3 separate regions of the Homo sapiens genome follow, and regions 1 and 2 are each linked to region 3. The links are chromatin contacts, found by POLR2A ChIA-PET in ENCODE. All regions are on one chromosome and are shown on one strand. Each heading gives the region's core, a stretch centred on a gene start or an enhancer-like site at or near the end of the contact. The rest is flanking DNA. Distances are from core to core; before and after follow the strand shown.

Region 1 (4,732 bases), core at 198-2,697, about 10 Mb before region 3:
CCCAAAACAATTAGACTCTGGGGAAACAGGTCCTGACTCTCAGATCCTGACTCACAGGTCCTGACAATTTGACTCTGGGGAAATACAGGTCCTGACTCACAGATCATATATCGGCAGAGAACGTGTTCTCTGCATTGCAAAGAGCCCCAACTCCAACCTCACCGATGCTCAAACCTAAGAGGCAAACGCCTCCGGGGCAGCCAAATGGCGCCAGAAGCGGCCGAGGTTCCACCGACAGTGGGCAAACCCGCCAAGCCCATTCACCTCTCGGTCAAATCTCCCGGGCCTACGCAGCGCTGGGTCTAGAGCGTCCGGCCGGTTAGTGGCTCCCACAACCACGACCTCGCGGTCCCCACTGGCGCCGTCCAGCAGCGTCAACACCTGGGCCACTACGCGGCTCTCGGGTGCTCGACTGCCCCGCTGGGGACACAAGGCGTCCATCTCGTCCAGGAAGAGGAGGCTGGGTCCGCGGCTGGCCAGTTCCCGGGCGCGCTGGAAGACCCGCCGCACGTTCTCCTCGGTCTCCCCAGGCCGGGAACCCTGCAGCGCCGGGGCGCTGACTGCCAGCAGCTCCGCGCCCGCCTCGCGCGCCACGGCCCGCACCAGCTGGGTCTTGCCCACTCCGGGGGGCCCCGCCAGGAGCACCCCGCGAGGCACCGCTAAGCCCAGCGCGGTCAGGGCGCGCGGGTAGCGGAGCGGGAGGCGGAGGAGCTCCCGCAGCGAGTCGGCCGCCTCCGAAAGACCTCCCAGGGGCACCTCGGGCTGCGGCTGGGCTTCCGACGGAGGCTCCCCGCCAAGGCTGACGCGGGTACGAGGGGTGACCAGCCCAGCGGGATCGGGACTGGGCGTCCCGCCGACGATGTGCAAGGCAGCCACCAGGCCAGGAGCGCCTGGCGGAGCGACCACCACGTGGCCCAGGGAGATCGGTCGGTTTCTCAGCAGCTCCTGTGCCGCCTCCAGCACCGCGGCTGTATTCCGGGCACCGGGCGCGCCTGCCCGCTCTCGCAACACCGGCCACACGGCGACGCGCCGCAGGGGCGGACAGGGCACTAGGAGGAGGCGATTCAGGCTGAGACTCCTCCGGGATCTCGACGCCCCGACCGCCGCCCCGGGGCTCGCGCACAGCGGGTCCAGCTGCACAAAGCCGTCCGCTCCGTCCCGCCGAGGCCAGGCAGTGCAGAGGCAGGAGCCGCCGTCGGGTAGCGAGATCTTCACTGCCGAGCCCAAGCGCGCGCCCAGGGCGTGGAGGGCGGCCGGGCCCAGGCGGCAGCGCTGGGTGCCCCGGTCTCTAGCGTCTAAGGGTAGCAGCTTTAAGAGCGGCCCTTCAGGGAAGGGATCCGAGTCCGGAGCCATCGCACACAGATGAACCAGGCAGACGAAACCAGATTAGGAAACCCACCCGGCCCACAAAAAGCGGAACACCGAGCTCGCAGGCCGGAAGCAGATTGCGCGCATGCGCTAGGGCAGACTGCGTTGCTAGCAGCTGAGTGAAGGCCGAAAGGGCCAATGGAAACGTTAGACGACGCTCGGGCCTCTGGGTAGAGCGTTGGTGTCCGCTTTCGTGAAATCGAGTTGCCTAACCCAGAGCTTTCCCGAGATGGTCTTCGTTACAGGTGTCTGGGAGGCGGCTTAAGCTCACTTCACTAGGTCATTAAGCATGTACTTTGGTGGTTACATATATCTTGGAAGTCACCGGCTTTACATTCTGTTTTCCTGGCCTTCGAACTGGAGCATCAGTACTACCGCCGTTGGAATAGCAACCTAGAGACTTTGCTATTTTGTGAAGAAACTCTAACTATCCGCATGGGCACAGAATTTTGGGTGCTCTGGTGCAAATGTCTCAGGTGACTTGGCGTAACTGAGAATACAGCCTTGGGACCTTCGGTAATCGGGGTTCCAATCTGGGAGGTCCAGGCACAACCCTTCCTATGGGAAAGTACCAGCATAGTGGGAGGGAAGCACACGGTAGCGCTTAAAATCCCTTGTAGAGAGGAAAGAAGGAAAACTAGGCTACCTGATGGATTTGTAGCACACCAACAGTACATTTGTTCTGATTTCTGATATTCTTTTGAATATTCTTTGGCAACAAGTTAATCACTAAAGTTCATGCGATCAATGCTTACTGTCTAATTGGGGCACAACAGTACTAAGTCCTGTATTAGAGGCGATACCTATCTACGTTATTAAGACAACTGCCTGCTATTTTTTTTTTCCAGCTGCTTTCTGCCTTTCCCTTTCGCACAGGGAATTCCTTTTTATCAGCTGGAATACATTTTCTATCCCTCTTAATTGCCGTTAAAAAAGAACTACAGATACTCAAAGACAAGAAGATATACCTTGTTTTTATTTGACTTACATCTTCCTACCTCTATTTTCCCCACTTTCACTGCAACCCAAATTTGTGAGTTGACAAAACTGATATTTTAGAGTGCTTAAGTTGCTGGGAAGTTTTTTTTTTCTATCTATGCAAATAATCAATTACAGACTGTGTAGTAATATCTTATCAATGGGAAGTACTGTCAGATCTGGGATCTTAAGACCCATGCCAGTTCCTGATCTCATTCTGTCCAAACTTCATGGCAGACATGACAGACTTCTTGACTTGACAGTAACTTACCTGGTCTCAGCTGTACTTGTCTGCTTAAATCGATTCTGGAACAATTTAGGAATCAGAAAATAGCAGGAGGAGGTCTTGAAATGGATAAGTCACCCATTACTTCCTGTTTTCTTTTTTCCTCTTAATCCCATTGGCTTCAGTTCTTTTTGGTTTGGGGACTTTTAAATAACAGCTTTGCATTTTTTGAAATAAAAAAAAAGCCATCGTTTTTACCGACCCCTAAAGGTGTGAATTACATGCCTATCAAGTTATTTTATCAGAAGCCTGTACCTCATCGAGTTCCTTCTATTCAGCTCCAAGAAGCTTTAAGGATCTGGGAGAGGGAAAGAAGACTTACTGAGGACAGGATAACTGTCTTAAATATGTAAAGGGATCTCATGTAAAAGAGTTAGTAGATTTACTTATATTTACAGTGCAGAAATGGCCAAGAAGTAAAGGTTTAATGGAGTGGAATAACCAAAGCCAAAACAGGGAGCCAATAAAGTTAAATCGGCCTCAAAATTTTCTGAATTGGTTTAAAACAGAGGCACAAACTATGCTATTAGGAATATGATGAGAAGGAAACTACATGTTGCTTTTGGTTGGTCTAAGAGGTTGATTTTATACAAGGTCAAACAAGAACCCTCTGACCTTATAGAATCCATATGCACAGGAAATATTATTTCACTTCACTCTTTCTCTAAAAGATCCAGTCTTTACCATAGGTTGCAAACAAAAGCAACAAGGAATTCTGTTACTGGGCCTTCAGCTCTTATCCACTCACTCTGAGCAAAACTATAAATGTCTTTCCCAATCATCCAGTAAAATCCATTCTGTCCCTTTAGGTCTAACCATTTGCAACACTATGATTTCAGCCATCTGAACATCCATATTTATCATGCCATTCAATGACATAATCTCCTTGTGATAAACCATTCTTTTTATTTTTAAAATTTTATTTATTTTTTAGACAGTCTTGCTCTGTCACCCAGTCTTGAGTGCAATGGCAGGATCTCAGCTCACTGCAACATCTGTTTCCCAAGTTCAAGCAATTCTCCTGCCTCAGGCTCCCAAGTAGCTGGGATTACAGGTGCCTACCACCACGCCTGGCTAACTTTTGGATTTTTAGTAGAGATAGGGTTTTACCCTGTTGGCCAGGCTGGTCTCGAACTCCAGGCCTCAAGTGATCCACCTGCCTCAGCCTCCCAAAGTGCTGAGATTACAGGCATGAGCCACTGCACCTGGCCTCCTTGTGGTAAACCATTCTAATGGGAGTTGTGTGGCTCTTTTGCTTAGTTGTTTTTAATCTGACCAGAAATTTGTTAATTCTATGAATTGAAGAACATCAATTAAAGCACTAGAATTGAACCACTAGAGGGAGTCCAGAACCAACTAAGCCTGAAGGCTACAGGATTGTTAGGACGTTGGTGTTCTCAACTGTGGTTTCCACTCAATTTTCCCAGGATTCACACCTAGGTGTATGAAGCCATCTGTTGTCTCTATATATTATCTGGCTTAGTCTGTTCAGGCTGCTGTAACAAAATACTACGAACGAGGTAGCTTATAAATGACAGCAATTTATTTTTTACAGTTCTGGAGGCTGGGAAGTCAAAGACAAGGCACTGGCAGATTCCATGACTGGTAAGGGCCCCCTGTCTAGAGACAGCTCATTGTACCTGCACATGGTGGAAGGGACTAGCTAGCTCCCTCATGTTTCTTTTATAAGCACACTAATCCCATTCATGAGGGCTCCACTCTCGTGACCTAATCACCTCCCAAAAGGCCCTGACTCCTACTACCATCATCTCAAGGGTTAAAATTTCAACAAATGAATTTTGTGGAGGACACAAACACTGAGACCCTAGCAGTAACTGACTTATTTTCACATAATTTTTCACAAGCCTCAAGCTGTGTAAAACTCAGTTTCTAAGTTAAAATTTAATTTTTGTGTTAAGTATAAAAATGAGACTGTTCCTAAATCCAAAATTTAGTGGTAGGTCAAAATCCAAACCGATGGAATTCATCTTGCTATAGCCTAGAAACATTTCTAGCTTTAAATTGTTTCAAATAGCTTTGCCAAACAAAATCTTTTGTGAGATTTTCCCGAAAAGGTACATGTGACAAATGGTTTCTCTT
Region 2 (4,705 bases), core at 173-2,672, about 15 Mb before region 3:
AGAGACACGAAGGTTAGCACAGGAACATTAGTTTCCAAACTCCTACCCACCGCAGAACAGGCGGGAAGGTTCGGTGGCCACCCGGCCTCTCCGCCGCGCACATGGCCGTCCGCAGCTCCCACCCCCGCTGCCGCGCAGGCGCCGGGCGAGCCGGGACTTGCGGTCGCCGAGAGCGGATCATTCCGCCGCTTTCTTTGTGTGGCTGAAGCGCTAGAAATGGCATATTTTCTTTCCCTTCGTTAAAAAATCAGACCCTCTTTCCCCTCTCTCCCCGCGGGAACACAGCTAGGGAGTGGGTAGGAGCAGGATCTGCCGACGAGGGCAGAGGCGGAAAATCCTCGGGCGATGAGCTGAAGAGGGCCGGGTCCGGGAGGGATGCTGGGAGCTTGACTCACTCGCACACCATGTGTCCCTCCGCGCGCAGCACGGGGGACTTTTCGGTGGGGATTTTGGGCGCCGACCAGACGCGGCATTTTCGGAAAATAGCGCCCTGTGCAGCTGAAGCGCTTTGTGTGTAGCGGGGCCGCGTCAGCCCGGCCGGGTACGAGGCGCCTCGGGTCCCCGCACCACCTCCTGCTGCCTTCCCGTCGCCGCTCCCGAAGCTTTTCCAGGTCAGTGCGGGTCTGTGTAGGGCCCTGTTACCACCGGATGTGGAAGTTGATCTCTTCGCTGGTAAAAAATAATTCCACTTCCCCCGGAACCCAGATCATCCCCGCGATTTCCTGTTTATTGCATTAAGGCGCCGGGTTTCCGGGGCTCCTGGCCCCGCTTATTCCGCGGGGGTCGGCGGGGTCGGCCTGGGCGCCCGCGCCGCCGCTGCGCTTTGTCCGCTGGGCACACTGCTTCTGGGAGGGGCGGGCAGACATGGTGGCGGCCGCCGCCCCCTCCTCGGCCCTAGCATGCCGCGGCCGCCTCGCGGCTACCCGGCTTGCCGGTCCCGAGCGGCAGCCCCGGGGTGGCGATGGGGTCGCGCCGAGGCAGCGGAGGTTCTGCGGGCGACTGGAGGTTGGCAGTGGGCGGGAGAAAGAGGAAGGCAGGCGCGGCTGGGCCTCGGCCTCTGGCGCCGCGGTACCCTTTGTCTCGGCAGCCTGACGGCCCCGCCGGGCTCTCCGGAGAGGGGAACGGGCGGCGAGGGTGGCGGGTCCTGGGCGCCCTGTGCTGCGGGGCCGAGAGGCGCTCGGGTCGCGGCGGGATCGGCCGGACCAGACAGGGTTAATGGAAGAGCCTGGCCAGTCCCGCGCGGGGCCCCCGCAGCGACAGCCTTGGCCGCGGGGACTGGAGTCCTGAGGGGGAGAAGCCTGCCGTTCTGAAGGCTCGGGACTTCTGCCCCAAAGACTTCGCCGCCGAGAACTGCGGGTGCACTGCCTCAGGGAAGAAGTTGAGAATTTTGCCAGGTCATCTCTGCCAGGGCACAGTTCATCACTGTGTGTTTAGTGTGTTTCGGTGAAGCTCTCCAAGTGTGTTGAATCAGCGTGCCTAGCCTCAAGGGTGCATCGTGAAAACTGAAACCAAAGGAATGATACAGGCCTGCTTTGTGTGTGTCTTCCCACTTTAAGCTTGTTTTCAGTACAAATACTCTTGCTTTAAACCTGATTGGACTGTGGCGAGCGGACATCTGTTCAAAGGAGGGGCCGAGACCACAGTACTTCTGAAGGGGGCTTGATAATGTGGAAACATTTTAAGTTTTCTCTCCGGACTGTTTTGCTCTCTCAATTCAGGCAAGTTACTGAAGTACGTTTTTTATCTAGAAAAAGGTTTGATGTAGTCTGTAAATGGTCCTTGTAAAGTACATTGCCATCTCAGAATTAAAAGATCCACTCTCATTTATTATGCAGAAGTTAGTGGTCATTCTTTCCTGTAGATAGTTTATCTCATGTAAAGACCCACCCAGCTTGGTTTAAATTTTTTTCTCACTGACGTATAACCATCAGCTTTGATACTTCCATTTTCAGGCTCAGACTTTGAATTTAAGGAAACTAAAGATGACTTTATTTTCTTTTCTCTTGGTTTTTTTTTTCCAAAAACAAAAAATAAATCCATTACATGTTAACATAGATGATAAGAGTGACATCTTGCATTTTTGCAAATCTTTTTAATGCCTGGTTTAATAGAAGATTCTCAGATCTACGTCAGACTGTTGTGGTTAGCACACCATGTAACCTCTGGAACACTCCACTGTACACTCATACTTTTTTAAAAAAAAAACCAAAAAACAGAAATGTGTCATTCTTACCGTGCTTTCACCATACAAGTCAAATCAAGCTGTTATGCAAGACACATTTTAACAAGACTGAATAAGATTGATTCCCATACTTTTTTTACTGGGCTCTAACTTTTTTAAAAGTTGGAATTTAGGTGACTAAACAAAATCACAGATGAAGACTGCATAATCTGCCTATGATCTCGGAGACTCAGGAACATTCGAAGATATTCTTAAGTGATTAAAACATTTAATTCTATTACATATTTATAATGATTTACACAAGTAACACGTGAATTCCACATATGCTATCAACACTTGTGTAAATGTTATCTTTAAAGATAGAACATGTTGAAAATTATAGGAGGTACAGATTTTACAGAAAATTAATTCTGCAGTGAATCCTTTGGTGAAACGAACAGTTTGCAGAGACATATCCTTAGAGTTCTTTGTCTCTCTGAATCATTCTGGGTTTTCTAGGTTGGGAGACAATTATACTTATTGGGAGACAATTATACTTAATTGATTAATGCATAAAAATTTAAGGCCGTATTTTAATGGCTTTGAAAGGAAGCTAAGTTTGTTTCCAGTTGTTTCTGTGAACTGTAGTCTGAATCTGTCAGTCTATAGTTCTCTACTGTTCCATCAACAGGAAGCATCTGGTCATTCTTCGTGTAATTGTTAGAAAATACCAGGTGTACTTTTAATGTTTGCTGTTCAAACGAAAATAGATTGGATCTTGGTTAAGTTCACTTGGTTTGGCCAGGCACAGTGGCTCACGCCTGCAGTCCCAGCACTTGGGGAGGTGGAGGCGGGCCGATCACCTGAGGTCAAGAGTTTGAGACCAGCCTGGCTAACGCGGTGAAACCCCATTTCTACTAAAAATACAAAAAATTAGCTGGGCGTGGTGGTGCGCGCTTGTAATCCCAGCTACTCGGGAGGCTGAGGCAGGAGAATCGCTTGAGCCAGAGAGGCAAAGGTTGCAATAAGCCAAGATAGCGCCATTGCATTCCAGCTTGGGCAACAGGAGCGAAACTCTGTCTCAAAAAAAAAAAAAAAAGTATGCTTGGTTTTAGTGTGTTTTTTCCCATAACATTGTGTCATTGTAATGGACCACATCTCCTGTACCATGAATTTTTTTTTACTTTTTTCTTTTGCCCCTCAGTACCAGAAATATTAACAGGTAACAGGTAAAGTGCACGTCATGAGGAATTCAGAAATTCAGAAATTACATGAAGTTTTGCATCATGAATTTATTTTTGAGGGTGCACGAGGCAGTTACCCAGTCTCTGTTTGCAAGTAGCCTGAGTTCAGATGAACTCACTGATGGCCTCCATCTCTTCTGACTTTGCAAACGTTGAAAAACAAACCCACACAAAATCTTGAAGTTGAGAGCAACTTAGTTTCCTTAGTGTCATCCCTCTGCTCCCCTCTCCTCCCCAACAACTAGTATGGTTTCCAGCTAGTAATCACAATGTTTCTATAGCTCTGATGTGCCTACATTGGGATAGCTACAATTAGTATTATAGTTTTCTGAAGATGTTTGTTCCATCATGCTTTCTAGAAGGTAAATCTAGCACTAGATGAGATCAGTATTAGGGCCTGTGTTTTTTCTCAGTGTTGACATCACAGTGCTCTATACAAAGAAGATGCTTTGGTGCAATCAGCTGTCAGTTCAGTTGGTGGGCTAGTGCACCTTTCTGTCTCCCTCCCTCCCTCCCTCCCTCCCTCCCTCTTTCCTCTCTCCTTCTCCCTCTGTCCCTCTCCCTCTCTCTCCTTCCCTCCCTGTTTTCCCCTTTGCACCTCTTCTTTCTTTGACAGGGTCTTGCTTTCTCTGTTACCCAGGCTTAGTGCAGTGGTGCGATTATACTTCACTGCAAGCTCCACCTTTCAGGCTCGAGCGATCCTGCCTCTGCCTCAGCCTCCTGAGTAGTTGGGACTACAGGTACCTGCCAACATGTCTGGCTAATTTTTTAATTTTTTGTAGAGACGAGATCTCACTGTGTTGCCCAGGCTGGTCTCAAACTTCTGGACTCAAGTGATCCTCCCACCTTGGCCTCCCAAGTGTTGGGATTATAGGCGTCAGCCAACACACCCATCTGTGAATAATTCTGAAGTTGGTAGAACAGCTTATTGACAGAGCAAGGTGTTAGCCCCACTTTACTGTGTACTAGTTATATTATATTTGGGGTATTGTGTTGGCTTTTTGGGTAGCATACTATCATAAGTGAGACCTTGTATTCATTCTCAGACTTTATCAGAATCATCTGGAGAGCTAATAAAAAGCCACACAGAGGCCCAAACTTAAGTAGGGTAGGAACGGACCTTAATTTTTCTCATTTCCAAGGTGGTAGACACCTAAGTGTCAAAATCACTTATCTGTAGAGCATAAACGAGGACCTTGATCATGAGAGAAATGGAAATGAGAAAAAGTTGAAAAAATGGGATGTTTGACCTAAAGAAGAGGAGCTTCTTTTAAGAAGTAACAGCCACTTTTAAGGATTT
Region 3 (4,656 bases), core at 793-3,292:
CTGGTCTCGAACTCCTGACCCATGATCTACCCGCCTCGGCCTCCCTAAGTGCTGGGATTACAGGTGTGAGCCACCGCGCCCAGCCTAGGTTAAATAACTTCTAAGGACACAACTAGTAAGCTGCAGCATTAAGATACTAATTCAAACGTATGTCATGCACCCCCTTTATTTTTCATTCTCATACTATCTTTTCTTCACCCTGCCACCTCTGCCCTACCATGTTCTGTCCTGCCCCCACATTTTTTATTTATTCATAGTCTACCCACTACTGCTAGTTCAAATTTCACATATTCAATGAAATCTTCCTTGATTACTCTTATTCATGTTAATTTCTCTTTTTTTTCCAGAAGGCTCCTGAGATAGCTCTCACGGTAAATGGGGGAGGTTATGACATGGGGCATGTGGCCTTGGAGAATAGCCTATTCAAGTCCTAACTGCTTTCACACTCAATATATATTCAGACTCTCCATGCAAAGGCCAATTTGTTTTGCAGGTAATGGATAAAGAACGAATCTCACCCTCCAGTGGTCCCCAATTTCAGGTAGTGTTTTCTCATGATATGGATGTATCTCCTAAGGCTGATGTGGCTGATGATGGATGCAATTGTTTGCATTATTTGGCTGAGTTAAGTTTCCCAGGAGTAGCTGCAGAATGGAGCAGATTTACAAGGGTTATCCGGACAAACAGCATCCCCACTTTGGGACTAGCATTTAGGACACCAGAAGTCTTTCCTTTCCCTTCTCCACCCCTGCTTCTGTTGGAAGCAGACTTCAACCCCTCCCAAATCTGACTCCTTCAGGGTTCCTACATGAGAAGCAAAAGCTCATTTCCTATTCGCCATTTCCTCATGCTAACACATCCAAAACAGAGAATTTTTGTTGGCTCAGCTGCTTTAATTTTTTTGGTAGAGGAAAATATATCAACATTAGAAACCATTGATTTTTGTTGCTGATGGTCCTTAGAAAGTAATGCAAAAAGTTGCTTAGAGTTAAAAAAGTATGCCTGATAATCTGCTTTCATTTCCTCCTTTCTCAAGGTGATACAATTACAATCAGAACCTGCAAAAAATCCACAGTAAATTCTTCTCTAATGCCTTTTGCACTTAAAATCTTTAGTAGATACCTTAGCATCTTATTCAGTAATAACATGCCAACTTAGTCTGTAACTAAATATTTGGTCTTCAATTGTGACTACATAAAATGCTGAAATATCTATAACTTGGGAAGCAGCAGTTATAAATGCAGGTCTGGTATTAGACAACCTGTGTTCAAATCGCACCTCTATCGTTTATTAACTGTGTGACATTAAGTTCCTTAACGTCTCTGATAGCCTCATTTTCCTCATCTTAAAATGGGATCCTATCATTTCATAAAGTTGTATTCTATATGAGTAATTAATAATGATAATAGTTCTTTGAAGGCCTACTACACTAGGAATTATGTTGAGCACTTCACACTCATTTTATCTAATTGTGAGAACAGGGCTTCGTACACTGTAGACAACCAAAACATACTGAATGATTGAGGCGGGGCTAATGAGGTCCGCAGCTGGCACGCCATTAGAGGAGTCGCGAGTGGAGCTCAGTCATGTCTGCCCACAAAGCGCCTGCGCTTGACCTCTACGTTATATTTACTTTGGCAATGTACAAAGTGGTGAGGACAGTCCTAGCCCGGAGGGCCCCTAACACATTGTCGTCTTCTTATCCTCGGCCCTCTGCGTTAGAGAGGGCTGCCCCGAATCGGCTTTGAACGCTGACTCGCCCTTTTCCAGTCGGCCCTTGAGCCCACTAGTCAGGGCTACAGCGTTTTCCTAACCGAGGTTCAGAGGTGAGATGGAAAATGTACCCGTCTTTATTCTGTTCTCTCCCCTGCAATGACAGGGTGAATGGCGGTGGGGTTGGGGGCACGTCTCCAGAGTCCCAGTCCGCTCGGGACCCGCGGACCGCCCGGAGGCGACAACGGCCCTGAAATTGGGGGGAGCTTGTTTCCAGCCGGACTGTGTCCCTGGGCGCGCCAGAGCGCCGCGCCTGCGCGCTCAGCCCGTTGCCGCGCCGGCCCTGCGGACGTGCGCGCGCTGCCTTCGCGGCACCTGGGCCTGAGGTGCGTGCCTCCCGGGCCCTCGCCAGCTCCAGATGCGTGAGGAGGACTTCAGAAACCCGACTGAGAAGTGGAGCGACCCCCAGGGAGGGTCGGACCTGCCTCAATACCGCCAAGGTGCCTGGGGACCCAAGAACGGGGGCTCCACAACCTCAGTTCCTGAGCTCCTTTTGCTTTCTCACTTCCCCACCTATTGAGTGCGTCTCACGCGGAGCAGAAATTTGAGAGGAAGGCGTAGAGGGATTTTTTTTTGTTGTTGCTGTGGGTTGTATCACATGTGGCGTTTTCATCCTGGCTGCAGCCAAAGCAGTTTTTACCCTTACCCTTCCTTTCCTGGCGTGGGATTTTGTGGTTTCTGGACTCGGCTCGACCATTACGTGCTTATTATTGGTTGTGGGCCTTTAGAACGAGGACTGTGTGTCAGTGTCCTTTGTCCAGTGTAGTCCACTGGGAGGGAGAGGTGAGGGTTCAAGGCCAAGAGAATGGGCCCGGGGCGAGTGGGGCAGAAGCAGCCGCCGGAGATTATTCCCCAACTGAAAGTTGTGTGTGTTTCTCTTAGGTCTTTCATTTCTTGTTCGCTTACTTTCGTGAAATCCTCACATCGTTTTAATGGTACTAGTCAAGACAAGAAAATCAACAGGCTTTCAGCCTTGAGGCAACATTGGATATTATTGAGGTCAGTTTTTACAGTTTTTACAGTCTTCACGTAGAGTATCTTGTTCTTGTCAGGATAAATTCTGGATTGAACCACTGAGCAGATCTACTATTCTTTTATTTCAGTTTAAGATAAGAAAAATTACAGTCTTTTTTATTTTTATGTTATCAACAAAAATCGGTTGAAATGGGATTTGGAGCTCCATGAGTGCGTGAGGTGAGGATCCCTAACCTGACTCTCATAAACAGGAGATAGGATCACCACTTGCCACTAATGGTTCTAACAATCTAGGGCTCCCAGTAAGTGCTTTTCCACGTGGTGGGAGGCAAGTGACAACAGTTATCCAATCTTAGTGCTAACAATGGATGATTAACCGTAGCTCCTTTTTGGTACAGGAGCTGTAGGTAGCCAATCCCTGTTTTAATCAGAGGTAGTTGTGGTGTGTGATTTTTTTCTTTTAGGCGTGTTCCACGAAAGCATTTATTAAAGGGAAGAAGAAACATACAAAAGGAATTGAATCTGGCTTTATACCAAAATCCTGTGTGATCATTCAGTCCTGACATTGGACAATTACCAGGCTTTGCCTGACTGGCCTCAAGGGCCAAGCTGTCCTCCCACACCATACTCGATATGGGCCGGTGCATTGCAGTTTTCTGGAGGGGGTTGCAGTCAAGGACTTGCCCTGCCCCTCCTGCTAGATATGCAAATCCCATAACTTCTTTCCTAGCCTGGGTACCTCCATTTGGAGGCCCTCCTAGGAAGGACCGTGGCTAAGACACTTTTCTCCATTTTTGACCCAGCTTCTTTCACTCCTAGACCTTCCCCTCCCTTTCCTATTCTGAAGTTCCATAAGAGGCAGGAGATTTTTGTTAGGGGCTCCTTTCAGTGAGAGGATTACCTCATATGCACTGCATCAACTGACCCTCACCCAGTGTCCTTGTATTTAGTAGACCACTGGGGAGCCAGTGCCTCTTTTTACCACTTGCTTGCACTGTCACAGTAAGTGAATAAAGGCTTGATTACTTTTGGTTTGACTCATTGTCCTGATTGACTACCTTGGCACCTAATTGCTGCCAAGTTCTTTGCAGTTCACTGGATTCATGACTTAATTTTAATTATCATGACTGTTGCTCTGTATCGGCATGTTTAGAGACTTTGGAGCTTGTTCACCTCTAATTTCTCTAATTCAAGCTACTGAAAATGCATATTCATAGCACCAAGAGTTGATTGTTGGTTAACATTGATATCTGGGTTATATGATATATTTTACTACTATACTGGCTTACAGTCAGATTGTTTTATTTTGCGTGGATTTATGTGGCATTTTCCATTTGGCCTGTAATTAGATGATTTTTATTTAAAATAAATATTTTGGAATAATATGGGTCAAGTGAAGAAAACCAGACACTTGCTTTCTTTAGTAATCTTGTCTCATACTATGGGCCCCTATCTTTCTCACCTTAATAGATCACTTGGCCACTTTGAATAAAGTGGTCGATTTGTTGTAGGTTCCTTTGTCTAGTATGAAGAGGCATGTTAAGAACAGCTTTCATAAACTTTTTTACTTCTTCCTACAGAAGTTTCACAAAACAATATTTATCCTTGCTATATAGTATGCAGTCTGATACTTTCTACTATTATTTATCCCCTATTTTTATTTATGTATTTATTTTTAAATTTTTTTTGAGAGTCTTGCTCTGTCTCCCAGGCTGGAGTGTGGTGGTGCAATCTTGGCGGCTCACTGCAACCTCCGTCTCCTGGGTTCAAGCAATTCTCCTGACTCAGCCTCCCAAGTAGCTGAAATTACAGGCATGTACCACCACACTCAGCTAATTTTTGTATTTTTAGTAGAGACAGGGTTTCACCATGTTGGCCAGGCTAGCCTCGAACTCCTGACCTCAGGTG

What was found. ChIA-PET counts read pairs that join two places held with the same protein, here RNA polymerase II (POLR2A).
Region 1: POLR2A ChIA-PET joins it to region 3 with 11 read pairs in CD4-positive, alpha-beta T cell. The contact joins the promoter of AFG2B here to the promoter of ZNF770 in region 3. POLR2A ChIA-PET finds 5 or more read pairs at or near these places in 2 of 52 experiments (CD4-positive, alpha-beta T cell and naive thymus-derived CD4-positive, alpha-beta T cell).
Region 2: POLR2A ChIA-PET joins it to region 3 with 14 read pairs in CD4-positive, alpha-beta T cell. The contact joins the promoter of GABPB1-AS1 here to the promoter of ZNF770 in region 3. POLR2A ChIA-PET finds 5 or more read pairs at or near these places in 2 of 52 experiments (CD4-positive, alpha-beta T cell and activated B cell).

What each region holds. Positions count from the first base shown.
Region 1 is chr15:45,399,051-45,403,782 of GRCh38, reverse strand. AFG2B (AAA ATPase AFG2B) reads right to left here and starts at 1,447. Exons shown (of 8, transcript NM_024063.3): 1 at 265-1,447. The coding sequence starts at 1,353. It also overlaps a transcript of GATM not described here. RefSeq lists silencers at 615-764, 1,155-1,234 and enhancers at 1,315-1,474, 1,865-1,934, 1,945-1,994.
Region 2 is chr15:50,350,891-50,355,595 of GRCh38, reverse strand. GABPB1-AS1 (GABPB1 antisense RNA 1) reads right to left here and starts at 1,422. Exons shown (of 1, transcript NR_024490.1): 1 at 1-1,422. GABPB1 (GA binding protein transcription factor subunit beta 1) reads left to right here and starts at 398. Exons shown (of 9, transcript NM_016654.5): 1 at 398-611. It overlaps GABPB1-IT1 (GABPB1 intronic transcript), which reads left to right and starts at 717. Exons shown (of 1, transcript NR_026891.1): 1 at 717-4,705. RefSeq lists silencers at 125-174, 755-1,004, 1,015-1,224 and enhancers at 1-616, 1,355-1,414.
Region 3 is chr15:34,985,673-34,990,328 of GRCh38, reverse strand. It overlaps ZNF770 (zinc finger protein 770), which reads left to right and starts at 2,042. Exons shown (of 3, transcript NM_014106.4): 1 at 2,042-2,213; 2 at 2,656-2,772. It overlaps LOC105370764 (a long non-coding RNA gene), which reads right to left and starts at 1,971. Exons shown (of 5, transcript NR_188212.1): 1 at 1,845-1,971; 2 at 519-644. RefSeq lists enhancers at 1,858-1,947, 3,354-3,403, 3,484-3,543, 4,527-4,656.